Regions from separate parts of the Mus musculus genome. Here region 2 is linked to region 1. The links are chromatin loops, found by intact Hi-C in ENCODE. Cell type or tissue: left cerebral cortex. All regions are shown on one strand. Each heading gives the region's core, and the rest is flanking DNA. Links, peaks and the distances in the headings are about the cores only.

Region 1 (8,000 bases), core at 1-8,000:
CTATAATGTGTAAATATAATTTTTGGCTACTTTAGTTGGCTCTTATATATACTACCCTTCTCCACCCCAATTCCTTCCATACTTCTGCTCCAACAATAGATAGGCAAGAAAGATAGTTAGAGAGGAAAGGAGATGTAGACTTCTTTAGACTGATTCCTGCTGATTACAGGCATTGAGTTCCTTGTGGGAAAGTCCCATCTTTGTCATCAGAATATCTCCAACCAGCAATCCAGCAATCCAGCAATCCAGCAATCCAGCAATCCAGCAATCCAGCAATCCAGCAATCCAGCAATCCAGCAAACAGTAAAGAGCAATCATCAAACAGAATTTTTTTACAGTAACTATTTTCTCCTTTTATTTAATGAGCATATAATCTAGCAATAAATAATGAATACCTAAACTGGCTTTGAAAAAAATCCCACTATCTAAACCACAGTGGTATGAAACTTCTACAGATAGGCCTGGTTAATTTCCCCAAATACTGAGATTAAGGGCGTGTATAACACATTTCTTCATGGCTGTAAAGGCCTGGACAGCAAACAGAAATTTAACAAACAGAAAAAAGCAGCAACAGTGACAGCAGCAGAGGTGACAGCAATAGCAGGGTAACAGCAGCCACTGCAGCTTCTCGGGGCTCTGGCATTTTTATACCCTTTCAAGAGTCCCCAGAACTTCAAACATAAGCTATGTTCAGCTGGCAGAATCACTGCCCTGCAAGAACACAACACAAATCATAGTTAGTAGCTGTGGACAATCTTAAGCAGCCCCATATCCCACACCTGTAATTAAAACAAAAACATATTCCCATAACATAACTGGGTTTTTTAAGAAACCAAAATTCTCACAACAGTGATGCATCTATAAGTAGATTTAATTTCATCTGTCCCTCCTGCCTGGAATTACTTGAGTTATTTGAAACTGTGAATTTGGATCTTCTCTGTTTTTCTCTCATATGTGTGTGTGTGTGTGTGTGTGTATATATATATATATATATATATACATACATATACACAGTGATCAAATATATATTATGTGACTCTTCTCAGTCTACCCACTGGATCTCATGTTCATTTTTAAAGTTTCAATGTAATTTGTTTCTCCAGGCTGAATTTTTGTATTATTACTTGTAACATATCTTCCAACTTAATTATATTTTTTAGTTGCGTTTGGCATTCTGTTTAGCCCAGCCATTCAATTATCAAGTTTCATTGTTAGTGGCTTGAGTTATAAGCCTTCTCTTCAACTCTTTTTTTTTTTTTTTTTTTTTTTTTTAGTATTTCTATAACACTTTTGGTGATTGCATGTTCCCTGCAGATATTGTCAAGATTCTTTTAGAATATAGTAAATCACAGTTATTTCACTCTATAGATGTGGAGTTACAGACAGTTATAAGCCTCCTGGCATGGGTGCTAGGAACTAAACTTGAGTCCTCTGCAAGAGCAGTAAGTGCTCTTACCACTGATCCATCTCTCCAGCCCTATTTCATCATTTTTTGTCTTACAAAAAAAAAAAACAAACTGTATCCTTCATTGTGGTGTGGACGTACAGTGTGAGAATGAATCTAGAAGAACTTTCCAGGGCTGCACTGGCCTCCCTGGGCCATAATCCCACCTCTAGCCTGGATTTTTAAACTATTTTATACATTAACTTTATTTTAGCATATGTGTATGGTGGGGACATACTATGTTTATCTATGAAGGCCAGAAGACAATTTATCAGAGTCAGTTCTTTTATTCTTCCATGTGAATTCCAGGGATCAAATTTAGGTCAAGTTTGAAGTCAAGTCCCTTACTAACTGTGCCATCTTACCGGGTTCAGCCCAAAAGTTTGTGGGTATACAAATACATTGAGACAAAAACTCATTCAGTACACACTGCAGCAATATGTGTATAAGTCTAGCTACATTTGAGGCATTATTTGGTCCTATGACTCAGAAATTTCAAAGCATTACCTCCAAGGAAACCAGAAGTGGATCCTTTGGGATTTAAGGCCCAGAATTAAATAATTGACATCGATTTTTTGGAAATATTCATAGTCACAGAGACACATAAGAACAGAATTTCAATTCTAAAACTCTTCCTTACAAATAACAGGCTATGCCAGTTAATTGGCTGCAGAAGTTGATTCCTCTGTGCTGGAAATATCTCTCAAACAAATCTACTCCCATCTGCTGGTAGTTGTCTGAATTTTCAGTCAGAGGAAGCAGGCAAACCTGCAAGTAGATTTTCCAGCTTGACGCTCTACTACTATGCAGCATTGGGTCAGTTTCTGTTCTTTCTCTAAACCTCATTTTACCCATATTACCATCCAGTTGTTTAGGCAAAAAGATACAGATTCCTTTTGGTGAGAAACAAAGAATCTCTGTAAGGATGTCTGGATGATCAGGTGTGACGTGGCAGGACTCACAACTCGAGAGCAGGCTTGTCTCTCAGTTCTTATACGTGATTAGCAATAACGTATAAATCTTATCATTCCTTTTTCTCTTCCATGTCCATTTTCTGCAACAGTTGGGGAAGAAGGGAGATTTTATTTTTTTAAGGAAGATATAACAGTACTCTGCACCTTAGGAGAAGTCGTGAGACTATGGAACATGGAATAGTTTGTTTCTAAAGTGTGTTTTCAAAGAAGAGGAAAAAGTTTAAGTTAGCAACTGTGTAAGACATTGAGAAAACCAGGAGAGTGAAGATTTCACTGTGTTCACCCAACTAAAGTTGTGTCACCAAGTCCTGAAGGAAAGCAGAAAGGGTGTGTTTCTGTGTGTATGAGCCTAGTAAGGGAAGGTTGGACTTGCGATCCATCTTACTTCGGTCCTTCTCTATGGTGTTACGTGGGAGGTGTAATGATAGTGCACGTGATTAAGCCCTTTTTCTTATTACTGGGAAAATGAGCTTTTGTGATGCCTCGTTTGGCACTAGTTCAGTCATGGACCCAGGCTGGGTCACGGGATAGTGTGAAACCATTCCATACTTTTCTCTTCCATAACAGAAGCAGTTTCCAGGTAGGGGAAATGATAAAAGCCTCCTAACAAAACCCCAAACTTTTCCATGTGATAGCACTTGAACTCAGGTGCATTAGCATCTTCTAGTGACCTGTGAAGCACTGACTTTTGCCTTCTTTCCCCCTTCAGCCTGGATCCTCACTTCCGCTCTGCAATCCTGTTTACAGCAAGGAATCATACCTTAGGAAGACTTCATTCAGCTGGTGAATACTTTCCGCTCCCTGAATTTGTTTTTCTCGAGACCCTAAATTTAAGGAAAAGAAAACTCTGGGAAATTTGGCTCCAAGAAGACAGTTACCGTCCTCTGTGGTCAAAGTCCTGCATTGAGACCCTTTGGTAAGAGATTCCATCAGCCCACTCAAAGATGAAGTGCATTGGGTTAAACACATTGAGTTACTGGAGTGTCATGGTCTGAGAACAACCTCCGGATTCTTCTAAGATGTGCAAGTGTTTCAGAGCTCACATCCAGTCATGACAGTCAAATGGTCACACTTCTTTGAAAATGCAAACTCTTGGACACAGTCTTCTAAAAGAAACACATCACTTTCCTTCTTCAAAGAAGAGGCCAGGAGCCAGAAGTCCCTGGCTTCCCTGTGGTCTAGTCTCAGCAGTAAGCCCCTTCCTTTCCCATGGCTGGACCCAACCCAGGTGACTAGTGCTGGTCAGGGTAAAGCTGCAGAGACCTGAAGGGCCTGCGGCCTGACTGCGCGCAGCCTGAGGGGCGGCGGGGAGGGGGCCAAGCGCGCGCGCCTTTTTTACCGCTCCTTGCGCCTGCGGGATTGGCTCAGCAGGTGCTGCCGTCGGAGTAGGCGGAGCCAGCCGCGCGCCCCGCCCTACTTGACACCCAGTCTCAGCCCTGAGCGGTGCCAGACGAAGCGCACCTTGCAGTGGCACGCCCTGTGGACCGCTGCGGGGGGGCAGAGCTGCTGCGGAGCCACTGTTCTTTCAGGCCCTGGACTCCGGAGAGACCCCATACTCCCTACTTCCTTCAGGTCTCTCCTTAGGGTCCCGATTCTGCGGAAGGACTAGCGATTCCGCCCCTTTTGCCCGGTTCTGACTCGCTCCCACCCCAACCCTGTCCCCTTTTCCAGCTGTCCGCTGCGGTCCCCAAGAGCACTGCAGCCATGGGCATCCGAGGTATGCTGCGAGCCGCTGCGCTCCTGCTGCTCATTAGGACTTGGCTGGCAGAGAGTAACGGCCCCAGTCCCACCCCGAAATTCCACTTCGAGCTCTCCTCCAGCACGCCTGAAGTCATTCTGGATCTCTTCAACTGGTAAGCTGCCCTGCCTAGCTGAGCATGGAAGGGACAGGGGCAAAAGAAGGTCTTGGCCTCTTGGACAGAGCGGGCCGGGGACAAGGGATTAGGACCCGGGTTTGCCTAGGGGATGAAGCATGGGGACAGCCGTGAAATGATACTCCTAGCTTCAAGCCACCTGTTACTGCTGTGCCTTACTGTGCCTACTGTCAGCCCAATTCTTGAAGCCAGAGCACCCTCACCCCAGAGTCTACCTGATCATCCTCGGGGACTGAGGTCCCAGGCAGCTTTTTCCCAGTCGTGTTTTCTGATGCCCGTGGTACTGGGGGTGTACATGGGCAATTCACAAAACAGACTGGAAAGACACCTGTTTGAGTAAAGATTTCTAGTCCATTTGCTGAAACAGTATCTCTCTGTGCCTCTGTCTCTCTCTGGGGGAGGGGGTGTGAGGGGCTCTTTCAAATACAGCAGATTGAAATGATTAACTGTGTAATCAGTAGCTGTAAATGGCATATAACCTCAGGCTTAAGTGGGGTACGCTTTTGTGCTTATTCTGTGAAAACATTTGAAGATTTCAGTGTTTCTGTTTGATTTAAAGTTTCTTTAGGTCTGCAAGTATCTGAAGAGGGGATAAACCATCATCCTTGAAATATAAATCACACATAAAAAATGTGTATTTTCAAGTGGCTACCGATCTTAAATGCTGGCACATGGGAAATTTGTGGACAGAAACAGGGAGGAATGTATTTCTTTAGTTTAAGAATAATTCATGCACATACTTTTAAATGTTACAAAATTAAATTTTATGATTGAGGGAAATGAATAATAATTTTAAGTGGCAAACTAGAAATAAACATGTAATCAGAAAGGGGGAGGGGCCAGGCTGGGCAAGGTTCCAGCAGGCAGCCCTGCAGTGCTCTCAACCCAACATTCCGACTGCGTCAGTGAACACACAGGGGTAGGGGGAGTCAGGGAGAGATGGAAAGAGCGAGAAGGAGACACCCAGAGAAACAGAAAGATGGAGATTGCAGGGGTGATGCGTCAAAGTTCCGAGGAGCCACAGTGATAGTGATGCCTGGGGCCTGTTGTCATTTAAAAGCCCTTTGGGAAATGAAAGTCTAGATTGATTCAATGAACATCATAGAGACCTATGGAAAGGCCTACTATCTGCAGTTGAGCTGTCTTCACTTACAGATGCTCACCTAAGACACCTCCAGGCTGAAAGCACATGTGTAGTGAGTAAGATGCCTATTCCCAGAATGAATATTTCGAAGACAGCTCTAAACCCCTGAAATCAGAAATGGTTTATTTCAATGAGAGTCATAAAGCTATCCTACATGAGCAAGACACACACACTCTCTCTCTCCCTCCCCCACCTCTCTCTTTCTGCGTCATGTGTCATATACCAACTCTCTCATACACAAGGTTGACATAAATGTAAGGGGGAAATGCCTGGACCAGGTAGAGGAAATGTGTCTTTGAGCTGGAAAACATGAGCTCAGCTCAGGGGCACACTAGCCAGTGGGAGCTGACCTCCAGGGGCAATGAGGTACCACTGGCAAGACTGCCAGCAATCAGCATCCAGGAGTACCTCAAGGTGCAGTGTCTCAAAGAACTAAAACAATGCAGTTTTCTGAGAGTATCATCTGCCCAGCTTTCCTCCTCTCCTATGATGGGCTTTCTTCCCCTGACCACTATTTCTGCCTGGTAACAGGGAAACAGTCCTTGGGCCCCTCCCTCTGGATGAAAGCTGTGAAGGGGGAGGGGGAAAAAGAGTCTGCGTCACTGCTGTGCTTCTGGCTGACTCACTGTGGGCTGAGAAGGGAGGAAGGGAGGGTGAAAGCAAACACATATGACTGCACATGTTTGCATATGTACAGGAGCAGTGATGGCCCTGGCAAACCAGCCACTGGTAAGTAGGCCGCGAGTCAACCAGTATATACTCATGGCTTCTCTGTTTCAGCAAAAACTGTGCAAATGAAGCTGTGGTTCAAAAGATTTTGGACAGGGTGCTGTCAACATATGATGTCCGACTTAGACCAAATTTTGGAGGTAAGCCATATTGAGACACCAGAGACTTTTATGTTAGATGGAATAGAGCCAGTATCACCCTGGAAGCTAACCAGGCTCTACACCTCTGTCCCCCACCCCCAGATCCTAGTTTCTTGAACCTGCAAGGGAGCTCCTTCAGGTTTGGGCCTTTTGCTCTCTTTCATTAAATATGTGACTTTCTATGCCAGAAACCTTTTACTCTTTACTCCCTTCTAAAGGTGTTGCCACCCTTAAGCAATTCTAGAAGTTGAGAATTGAGGCCTCTGTCACCTAACCCACCTAGGCCTGGGACCCTGCTAGAATGCCCTGTTTTTCCAAGCCTTCAGCTTTCACCAAATTCAGTTCATCTAGCATCCCATATTATATGTGCTCTTCATAAAATTCAGTCTGATGGCCACTAACAGAAATAAGAAGTGACAAGAAAACAGGACAGATTCCTGTAGGATGGGATACAATCTACTCAGTAGTCACTGCTAACGATTCAAATTTGTGCTCATCTGTAACTGTCTTCTGAAAATACTATACCACCTTGGAAAGTAAGGACGTTTCTCTTGGCCCTAAATTGAAGAGGTGAGACTATTAGCTGGTACTTCCCTGCAATACATGAGGGCAGAAGGCTCAGGCCAAGGACTCCAAGGTGAGTCTGCATGGGAAACAGGGTTGAAAAAGGCAGAAGGCATATAATGTCTTCTGCCACTGGCAGCAGCTTTTCCATGTGGCATACAGAAAATCAGGGGATAAAGCACAGCCAATACCCCTTACATGAATCATTGTGCCAAGCCCGAAAGGATGACTCTTTCTTACTTTAACATTTGTCCACAAAAGACCAAATAATAGCCATCTCCACTCAATGAGCGCATGTTCACCACTGTTTCAGGATCAGGCTGCCCTCCCTGCACCATTCAAGACTAAAAGAAGGGAAGAGCGGCAAGAGTGTATGTCTGGGTACAGTCCAGCACTATAGGGCCACAGGAGGCCTGAAGCCTCTTGCTGTCAACTTTCATGTCCCAACGAGTGTTATGATCACGCCAGGCTGGAGCATATGATAAAATATGGGCCCTTACAATTACTCTGCCAAACAGATGGGGCAGTAGGAGGAGGGGACAAAGAGAACGTAGGACCACCTGCCATTTAGATGGAAAGGAACATTGCAGGCTATAAGGCTGGGGCTGTTGCATGGGAGAAATATGGTGGAAGACCCAATGATCAGACAGCCAGGCTAGAGCATTCAGGGTTTAGGGAGGCCAGGACTCTCTGTAGAGCCTCTAATAAACAGAGTACCCTCTGTATTTAATATGGAATGCGGTTTTAGGGCTTAATCTTCACACATAAGAATATTCCTGACTCCCTCCCTCACACACACAGGAACATGAGACAGACACCCAACATCATAAAGGAAGACATGGCGTGTTTTCACCTTAGCTAGAGAAATAAGAGTACTGTCCCCTTCCTCTGGTTGTGTCCCTATGCCATATCATGGCTTGGCAAGGCGAATATGCTCTGCATTTTAGTACCTATTACCTCTTCAGCTAAGAGCCCTTGGCCTTTTCACTCCACAACATTCCACGTGAGTAAAGGCATCATTAGGATGGTCTAGAGAAGACTTACTTTGGAGGAAGGGGCTGGCAATCAGGCTTTGAAGAAATGAGCTGGCATGTGGGCCTCTCTGGGGCTTGTTGCTTAATAACACAGCTA
Region 2 (8,673 bases), core at 325-8,324, 77 kb after region 1:
TGATACAGATACAGATAGATACAGATACAGATACAGATACAGATACAGATACAGATACAGATACAGATACAGATAGATACAGATACAGATACAGATACAGATACAGATACAGATACAGATACAGATACAGATACAGATACAGATACAGATACAGATACAGATACAGACAGAATGAATTAAGCTAAGTGCATAGTAAAGAGAAAGGGCTCGGGATAAAGCAACTCTGTGCACACTTTGATATTGGACTTCTGGCCTCTAAAACTATGAGTCAATAGATATCTGTGCCTTGAACCACAGCTGTTTAAATGACCCAGTCTGCCTTATTTTGGAGGACCACTATAAAAACCTTCCCTCACTTTGCTCCTAGGAAGTAAAATTTATGGCTGTTTCAGAGGGACCTGAAGCTCTGAGGGGTAAAATATATACAGGCTCTATGGCAGCCACAGCAAGTCTGGAATTTGGTGTAGCCTCACTTCAAGTATATGGGTACAACTTGCCTAGCCTTGTTGAGACTATACCCCTAGATCACCCAATATGGAAAATCTGCAGTCATTATCAAGATACATCCGTCTCTTGTTTCATTGTGGGCTTGGGGCCTTCCCTGAGGCCTATAACTCCCACATTTCCCCTGTGGCTACAATTTCTGAAAGTTTCTTTTTGCTTTACACCCCTATCCCAAGCTGAGATGACTGTCCAACCTAGATACAATGATGCTCCCAAACATTGATGCACACATGTCTGTATCAGAAACAGTCCACTTTCTAGCATTTCTTCTTAATAGCTAAGCCAATTGCCATATGCATGAGTCTGTTTCCAGGGTAGTTGTTTGTCCAACAGTCTGTTTACTTGTTCCTGGGTCTATATACATGCTTATTTCCCTGTAAATTTCAAACATTCACAAGTTTCTCCCATCCATTTTTTTCTATTCCCATCTTGAATATCATCTTGTCTGGACACTAGCTGCTATCCTATATCCTTTCACCATTTTACAAATTCTCAAAAAATGTTTCTATATAGATATAGGTATAGATACACACACACACACACACACACACACACACACACATATATATATATATATATACATATATATATATATATGTATATATTCTCTATGCTACTAAATCTAAAGACAATAATATTACAGCCCTCCCAGAGTGTTCTCTTGGCCCTGTGGCCTTGCAGTTAGATTTCCTTCAGTCACTTTGCCTATCTTTAGCCTCCTATCTTTGCTCTTCCTCTTTCTATTTCTTAAACACTGAGGGTCTGGGATGTTTGGCCTATGATACTTCTCTTAGAATTCTCACCACACAGCTTCCCTAGGAGAACTTCCTGAACGTACATTTCACTCATTACATATACATATACAATGTCACCAGTCATCACTTCCTTTCCTCCTTTACATGTAGCTACATTCCCAGAATCTTACTATTGGGATTCCCTTGGGTTATCATGTGGCCACTTACCATCAAATGTGATGGGGACAAGTGGTCGGATGACACTTTCAGGTCTGGCCACATATTATCCTTAATGTGCTTTCCTCTCATTTATTTTCCAGGTACAAAAATGGAAGATCTGTGAATATCTATGGGCCACTGGAGCTACAAACAAGAGAAAGCTGGGTCCCTAAAAGCGTTCATGGAGAAAATGTCAACCTTTATCCCAACTCTCCTCCATCAGCTTAGAGACACAGCACAGCTAGAAAATAATCCTTGATTGAATAAGTTCACTGAGATGCAGAAATTATTTGATGCAGCAATGAGCCTAGTCTAGCTAATATACTGTGTAACTAGTTACAAGAAATTACACTATCTAGTTACAGGCTCATACTTCTAAATATAGATCAAATAATTGACAAAGATACCCAAAAGGACAGGCTATATAATTGTAGGAACTGGGATCCAGAAGGGGGTGATAGAGGTGGAGTCATGAACCTGGAAAACAGACTCCAGACTCCAGCATGGAGATGCAAATTTACTGTATGGTACAGTAGCAAATGTGGTTTTTTTTTAATACAGCCTTTGGCTCAATGGGGAATCTACACAAGCTCTGGAGTAATTAACCATCCCACCGTCACTATGGGGAGGTGTCAGGCTGCCAGCACCTGAGGGGACTTGCATAAAGATGGAGGAAGGAGCCACCACCCTGTTCCCAGTCCATTCTGAGGTTCCACTAGTTTGCTAGGATCCTCTATTTTGTGTCACACAGTATGCCAGTGGACATGGGCACTCATATTATCAGAGCAGTATGGAAGAGCCCCAAACCATCTACCAAGGTCTGCAGCACCCACCATACAAACATTTAAGTAGATTAGGAAGTTACAGATTTTATGTATTCATTTAATCATCCAACAAATACATATCAAGTACTCACAGTATAGCAGATACTGTGTTAAGCGCCAAAGCTAAAGTAACAAGCATGGGTAAATAGAGGCCTTAAGCTCACAGTTTTCCGTAACTAAATGACAGGATCCACATGCCTTTATATCTTATCATCGCTACTAGAACTTCTGCAGCACTTGCTCTTTCACTTAAACATACCATCCCCACTTTGTCAAGAGCTTAAACTAGATCTAAAAGCACAGTACCCTTCTGTTAAGAATATTTTTCATACTTATCCTGGAATTATATTCTGGAACATTTATCATTTTAATTACTTCTAACTATATAATTCATTGACACTAAATGTATTCACGATATACTGGTAACCATTACCAGTATATTTACCCAAAACTTTATCATTTCCAACAAAAACTCACTACATGTTAAATATTAATTCACTTCCCTTTCCTCTAGTCTGTGGTAATCTCTTATTTACTATCTGTATGCACTTGCCTGTAGTATGTACCATATATAAGTGTAATAATATATTTGTCATCAGTATCTTGATTTACTCAATAAGCATAGGGTTTTCACTATCCAGACAAGAAGAATTGGTCCACAATATATGAAGATATGATCACAATATATATTACATATAGAGAAATTTACATATATAGAGAAAATTTTCAGTCATAAAGAACAAGGCTATGTCATTAGCAGCAAGTGTTTAAAACACTAAGCCATTATCACTACAGTCCCAGATGTATATAATTTTTTTAAAGGAAATAGCAGGAAAAATATAAAAGAACAAATGTTCCCAATAGGAAGTATGAAATCTAGCACACGTATAATATATATATGCCAATAAAATTACTTTTACAATGTATTTTGTCCCATTTATGGATGAACAATACTCCGTTGTATGGATAAATTATATGTCATTCATTCATCTATCAACAAATGCTTGAATTGCTTGTAGCTTTAGTGTGAGTAATGTGCTAGCAACATGTATGTACAAATCTCTTTGAAAACTTGCTTTTGATTATTTTGGTTATATACTTGGAAGTGTACCTGTATGTATATGCAACAGCATGTCATTCTATATTTCCACAAGCATAATAACAGTTATTTCCCCTTTTTTTAGATTTATTTATTTATTATATGTAAGCACACTGTAGCTGTCTTCAGATGCTCCAGAAGAGGGCGTCAGATCTCATTACAGATGGCTGTGAGCCACCATGTGGTTGCTGGTACTTGAACTCGGGACCTTCAGAAGAGCATCCAGTGCTCTTAACCGCTGAGCCACCTCTCCAGCCCAGTTATTTCCCTTTTTAAAAGCTATATCCATCTGGGACTGGATTGATAATGGCTCAGTGGTTTTTTTTAAAAAAACACTTTCTGGTCATGCACAGGATCTGAGTTTGGTTCCCAGCACTACATCTAGTGCTTCACATCTAGTGATTCAGAACAACATATAACTCCAGCTCCAGGAGATCTGAATGCCTTCTGGCTTCTGTGGCCACATACATGCATATATGCATATATGTACATTTATGTATAGTCTTTTTTAAAAATTACACCCATAAAGTGCTACCTAACAACATTCTAAAGACATGAAAATCATACATGGACACATTCTTGTTGCAAAAAAATTAACCCCACAATGGTATCAGATAGCTAAGGTTTACAGACACTCATGTCTTAGATATGATTGGCTAAGTGCTTGCTGAGTTCCAGTCTTTGATGAAAAGGTTTATATATATCTGCTCTTTTCACTAGCCTCACAATTATAGGAAATAGATTTGTGTTGTTGCTCTAAGAATGAAAAATGTGAGACACAGAAATTACTCTCAAAAATGGAGGGAAAACATAATGCCAGAACAGAATAAAAGGAGAAAGTCAACTGTCAACTCTGGTTACTCCTAAGCTCCTTTCCTGTGTAGAGGAAAAGCATGATTCAAAGCATGGCATGGGTCCTTCAGACCTTGGTCTGTGTAATAAAAGTGCAAGATTATGCACAATATATTTGTTTATTGTCAGTCAAGTTGGTTTCCCTCTGCATTTCACCTTTTTCATTGGTCCTTCTGTTAAAGACATAGAACTTCTGAAGTTTTGACCTAAAACTTATCCCACTGACGGTAAAATGGCTTTTGTGTCTCAGGAAGAGAACCTGTGTTGGGGAATGTTGATTTTAGCAGCTGAAATTGCTATGTATTGGGCAGCACACAATTCTCAGTCACTGCAGGCCTGTTCCAGACTAACCTCATGTCACATATATCTATGTTACACTCTTTCTATACTAATAGTGTGCTAAAGCTACATAGCAATAGAATAATTGATAATGACATATTACTATATCAAAAGATAAGTTCATTGCCCAACCCTCATCTGATAAACATCATCTTTCAGTAGATGCTATTTAACACAGAGATCTACACCTGGAGAGTGTGCAGAGAGTGGGAAATTTTGGATTACTCAACCCTAAATGGGATGCCCATATCAAGTTCCTCACCTCAAGGCTCAGAGATCTATGTGCAAGAAGAGGCAGAAAGACTGTAAGAGCCTCAGGTGGTGGATCACTCTGGTTACTATGAGGAAACAGCATCATCCAGACACAATGAGACTGATACAGTATTAACTCACAGCGACCATGATAGCATGCACAAGATTCAAGCTAGACAAGAATCCCAACATGGGAAAGAGGAAGGAGGAACAAAGTCCCACCCCTAACCAAGCATCTATTTGTAACTGATAGCTACTGGGAGAAGAAAAATCAGTTTTCTTCAATGAAGAAAAAGATTGTTCTCCCTTTTGAAGAAGACTCCAACCATATGAACATGGGAAATAAGTGTAGCTTGATAAAAGATTGCCCTCTGCTGGCTGTGTTAGCCAAGGTTCTTCAGAAATAGCGACTTAGGATAAACAGGAATAATCTATAAATGTATTTACATAATATATACATATTTGTTACATACATAAGTATGTACATTATATATCATAAAATATGCATATGCATTATTACTTGTGGAAGTCTGGAAGCCTCAAATCCTGCAGGTTGAATTAGCAAGATGAAGGTCCAGAAAAGCTGATGTGTGGTTTCAGCCTGTAGGAGAGCAGGCTCAAATCCCATGTCACAATTCAAATTCAAAGACAATTTTCCTGTTGTAGAAAATTTAAAGTTATAAATAAGGGACTGGGGAGATGGTTCACTAGACAAACTTCTTGATGAGCAACCATGAGGACCTGAGTTCAAATTCCCAGGCACGGTGATGCAGGTCCTTAATCTCAGCACTCAGGACACAAAGACAAGGCTATCTCTTGTGATTTCAAGGCCAGCCTGTTCTCCATTACAAGTTCCAAGCTACATAGTGAAACCATGTCTCTTTAAAATAAAATAAAATAAAATAAAATAAAATAAAATATCCAAGCATGGTGATACTATCTGTAACCCTGGAATTCTCTGGCTAGCTGGTCAAAATTTTAAGTGCAAGATCCAGTGAGTAAAAAAATAAAAAATAAATAAGGTGAAAAGCAATTGACAAAGATATGCCAATGAAAATTTCTAGCTTGCAAACATACCCAGGTTGGCAATCACATCCACACAAACACACATGTGCACACAGACATATACCACACTGAAGTAGAAAAAAATTTGGTGCTGGAAGGGAGGTTACTTTATTCATACAAAAAATGGGTTTTAAAAATATAAACCTACAACACACAGACACACAAATTGTTAATCAATAATAAACAACAAAAAATTACATCAAGAAACTACATAAGCCAAGCTGGAAAGAAAGAATGCACTACCAGTGCTAGGCAAGATACCTTCCTATCCTGCTGAGGACACCCTGATCCAAAGAACATCACCTCTACCTATGGAACCTACCAGGTTTGACCCTGTCCCTTACTAACTTCTGCTTCAACCATATGAGATTCTTCATAGTTCCTCACTGTGCCAACCAAGACTGCTGCTGCCTCAGGACCTTTGCACATGCTATCCTCTTGAGCTGGGTACTTTTTCTACAAGTCTATGTAAGATTTTAGGCTTTGGCTTAAATGTCATCTTCTTTCCATCCCTTTTAAAAAACTTTGTATCTTTTTTTTTCTTTTTCTTTTTTTTTTTTTTTCTGACTTTCTGTCTTCTTCACTAGAATACAAATACCACGCGGCTTTGTTTTTCATTGCAGGCCTGGTATGATGGTTTGTATATGCTGGACCTGTTACAAGGTGTGGCCTTGTTGGAGTAGGTGTGTCACTGTGAGTGTCAGCTTTAAGACCCTCATCCTAGCTGCCTGGAAGCCAGTATTCTGCTAACAGCCTTTAGATGAAGTTGTAGAACTTTCAGCTCCTCCTCCACCATGCCTGCCTGGATGCTGCCATACTCCTGCCTTGATGATAATGGACTGAACCTCTGAACCTGTAAGCCAGCCCCAATTAAATGTTGGCCTTATAAGAGTTGCTATAGTCATGGTGTCTGTTCACAGCAGTAAAACGCTAAGACACCTGGGTATGTTTGTGTGTATATATGTATGCATGTGTGTACATGTGCATGAGTGTATGCACATGTGTGGGGATGTGGAGCAGACACCTGCTTTTGAGATTATCCATCCATCCAGGAATTCTGAGTAGGTATGAAGTCTTTGCTGAGTGAATGAAAAGATGAATTAATCCAAATAATAAGACAAGATATCTACTAATGGAAAATACACATTAATTCACATGATGATGTGGATCCTACTCAGTAATTAATGTGGGGAAGGCTAAAGATGAGAATGAATTGAAACTTTCAAAAAATGAAAATAGATCAGCAGCTGGGCGGTGGTAGCACACGTCTTTAATCCCAGCACTAGGGAGGCAGAGGCAGGCAGATTTCTGAGTTGGAGGCCAGCCTGGTCTACAGAGTGAGTTCCAGGACAGCCAGGGCTACACAGAGAAACCCTGTCTCGAAAATTCCCAAAAATAGAAGAAGAGAAGAAGGAGGAGGAGGAGGAGGAGGAGGAAAGAAGAAGAAAGAAGGAGGAGAAGAAGAAGAGGAGGAGGAGGAGGAGGAGAAAGAAGGAGGAGGAGAAAGAAAGAAAGAAAGAAAGAAAGAAAGAAAGAAAGAAAGAAAGAAAGAAAGAAAGAAAGAGAAAAAAGGAAAAGAAAAGAAATCAACAAAACACCTTTTAGTCAGTGTGGAAAAAAAGGAAAGAGCAATTTCTTAAGAGGAAAATAAATCTTGATGGTATTTTTCCTTCCGCAAGACTAACCTTCAAGGTAAAAATGTCAGAGAAAAGGGGAGGAAAATCGCAGAAAATTCATGCAAGGGACAAGGCTGTTGGATGCCAAAGGCACAAGCATCTAGACAAGTGGATAGAGAATCTCAAAAGCAGGTGTCTGCTCCACATCCCCATACATGTACACACATTCATGAACATGTACACACATACATACACAGATACAGGTGCACACATGCATGCACACATATGACTGGAACACCCATGCTGTGGGTTTACATAACCCATGTGTAATTCCAATTCTGAATCTTTTTGGTCTCCTGGAAATCTTTGAACAAATCTGACACAAACTGCCCACCTGTATGTACTCACAAACTGAACATATGTCAAAAGATTAGGAACTTCCTCAGAGCAATTTGTGGAATCCTGATCGCTATATAACCCGGATTAGAAGCCCTTGTTCTAAAGGTATAACCCTGTCTTGGGGTTACTATTGCTGTGATGAAACACCATGACCAAAGCAAATTAAGGAGGAAAGGGTTTGTTTGGTTTGCACTTCCACATCACTGTTCATCACTGACAGAAGTCAGGGCAGGAACTCACACAGGGCGGGAATCTGGAGGCAGAAGCTGATGCAGAAGCCATGAAGGGGTGCTGCTTACTGGGTTGCTCAGCCTGCTTTCTTATAGACCCCACAACCACCAGCCCAAAGACAGAACCACCCACAGTGAGCTGGACTCTCCCATCAATCACTAATTAAGAAAATGTCTTACAGGCCTGCCTACAACTAGGTCTTATGGAGGGATTTTTTTTTTCAATTGAGGTTCCCTCCTCTCAGAAGACTTTAGCTTGTGTCAAGCTGGCATAAAACCCGCCAGGACCCCTAACACTATTGATGATACTCTGCTATGCTTGCAAGCAGGAGCATAACTGTCTCCTCAAAGGCTCCATCCAGCAACTGATGGAAACAGATGCAGAGTCCCACAGCCAAACATCAGGCAGAGATTGGGGTGTCTTGACGAAGAGTGGGGGACAGAACTGAGGAAGCCAGAGGGGTTAAGGACAGGACAAAAAGATTAAAGAGCCAATTAACCTAGGCCCATGGAAGGCTCACAGAGACCGTACTACCAAAG

Evidence for each region. Hi-C counts contacts between places; a loop is a spot of excess contacts. Peaks named below come from ENCODE experiments on the same cell type or tissue, not always from the same donor. Only the 100,000 strongest peaks of a DNase experiment are listed, where the experiment ranks them.
Region 2: it touches region 1 in a loop (2.8-fold over the local background); 5 of 42 quality-filtered maps call a loop at or near these places.

Annotation. Positions count from the first base shown.
Region 1 is chrX:72,821,334-72,829,333 of GRCm38, forward strand. Gabrq (gamma-aminobutyric acid (GABA) A receptor, subunit theta) reads left to right here and starts at 3,845. Exons shown (of 9, transcript NM_020488.2): 1 at 3,845-4,271; 2 at 6,217-6,305. The coding sequence starts at 4,123. In left cerebral cortex, for the core only: a CTCF peak has its summit at 2,171 (motif pointing left); DNase peaks (open chromatin) are centred at 2,173, 3,803 and 6,065; H3K4me3 peaks cover 557 bases.
Region 2 is chrX:72,897,531-72,906,203 of GRCm38, forward strand. No RefSeq gene overlaps it. Among named protein-coding and RNA genes, the nearest start is that of Cetn2, 16 kb to the right of the region's middle. In left cerebral cortex, for the core only: a CTCF peak has its summit at 5,215 (motif pointing left); a DNase peak (open chromatin) is centred at 5,180.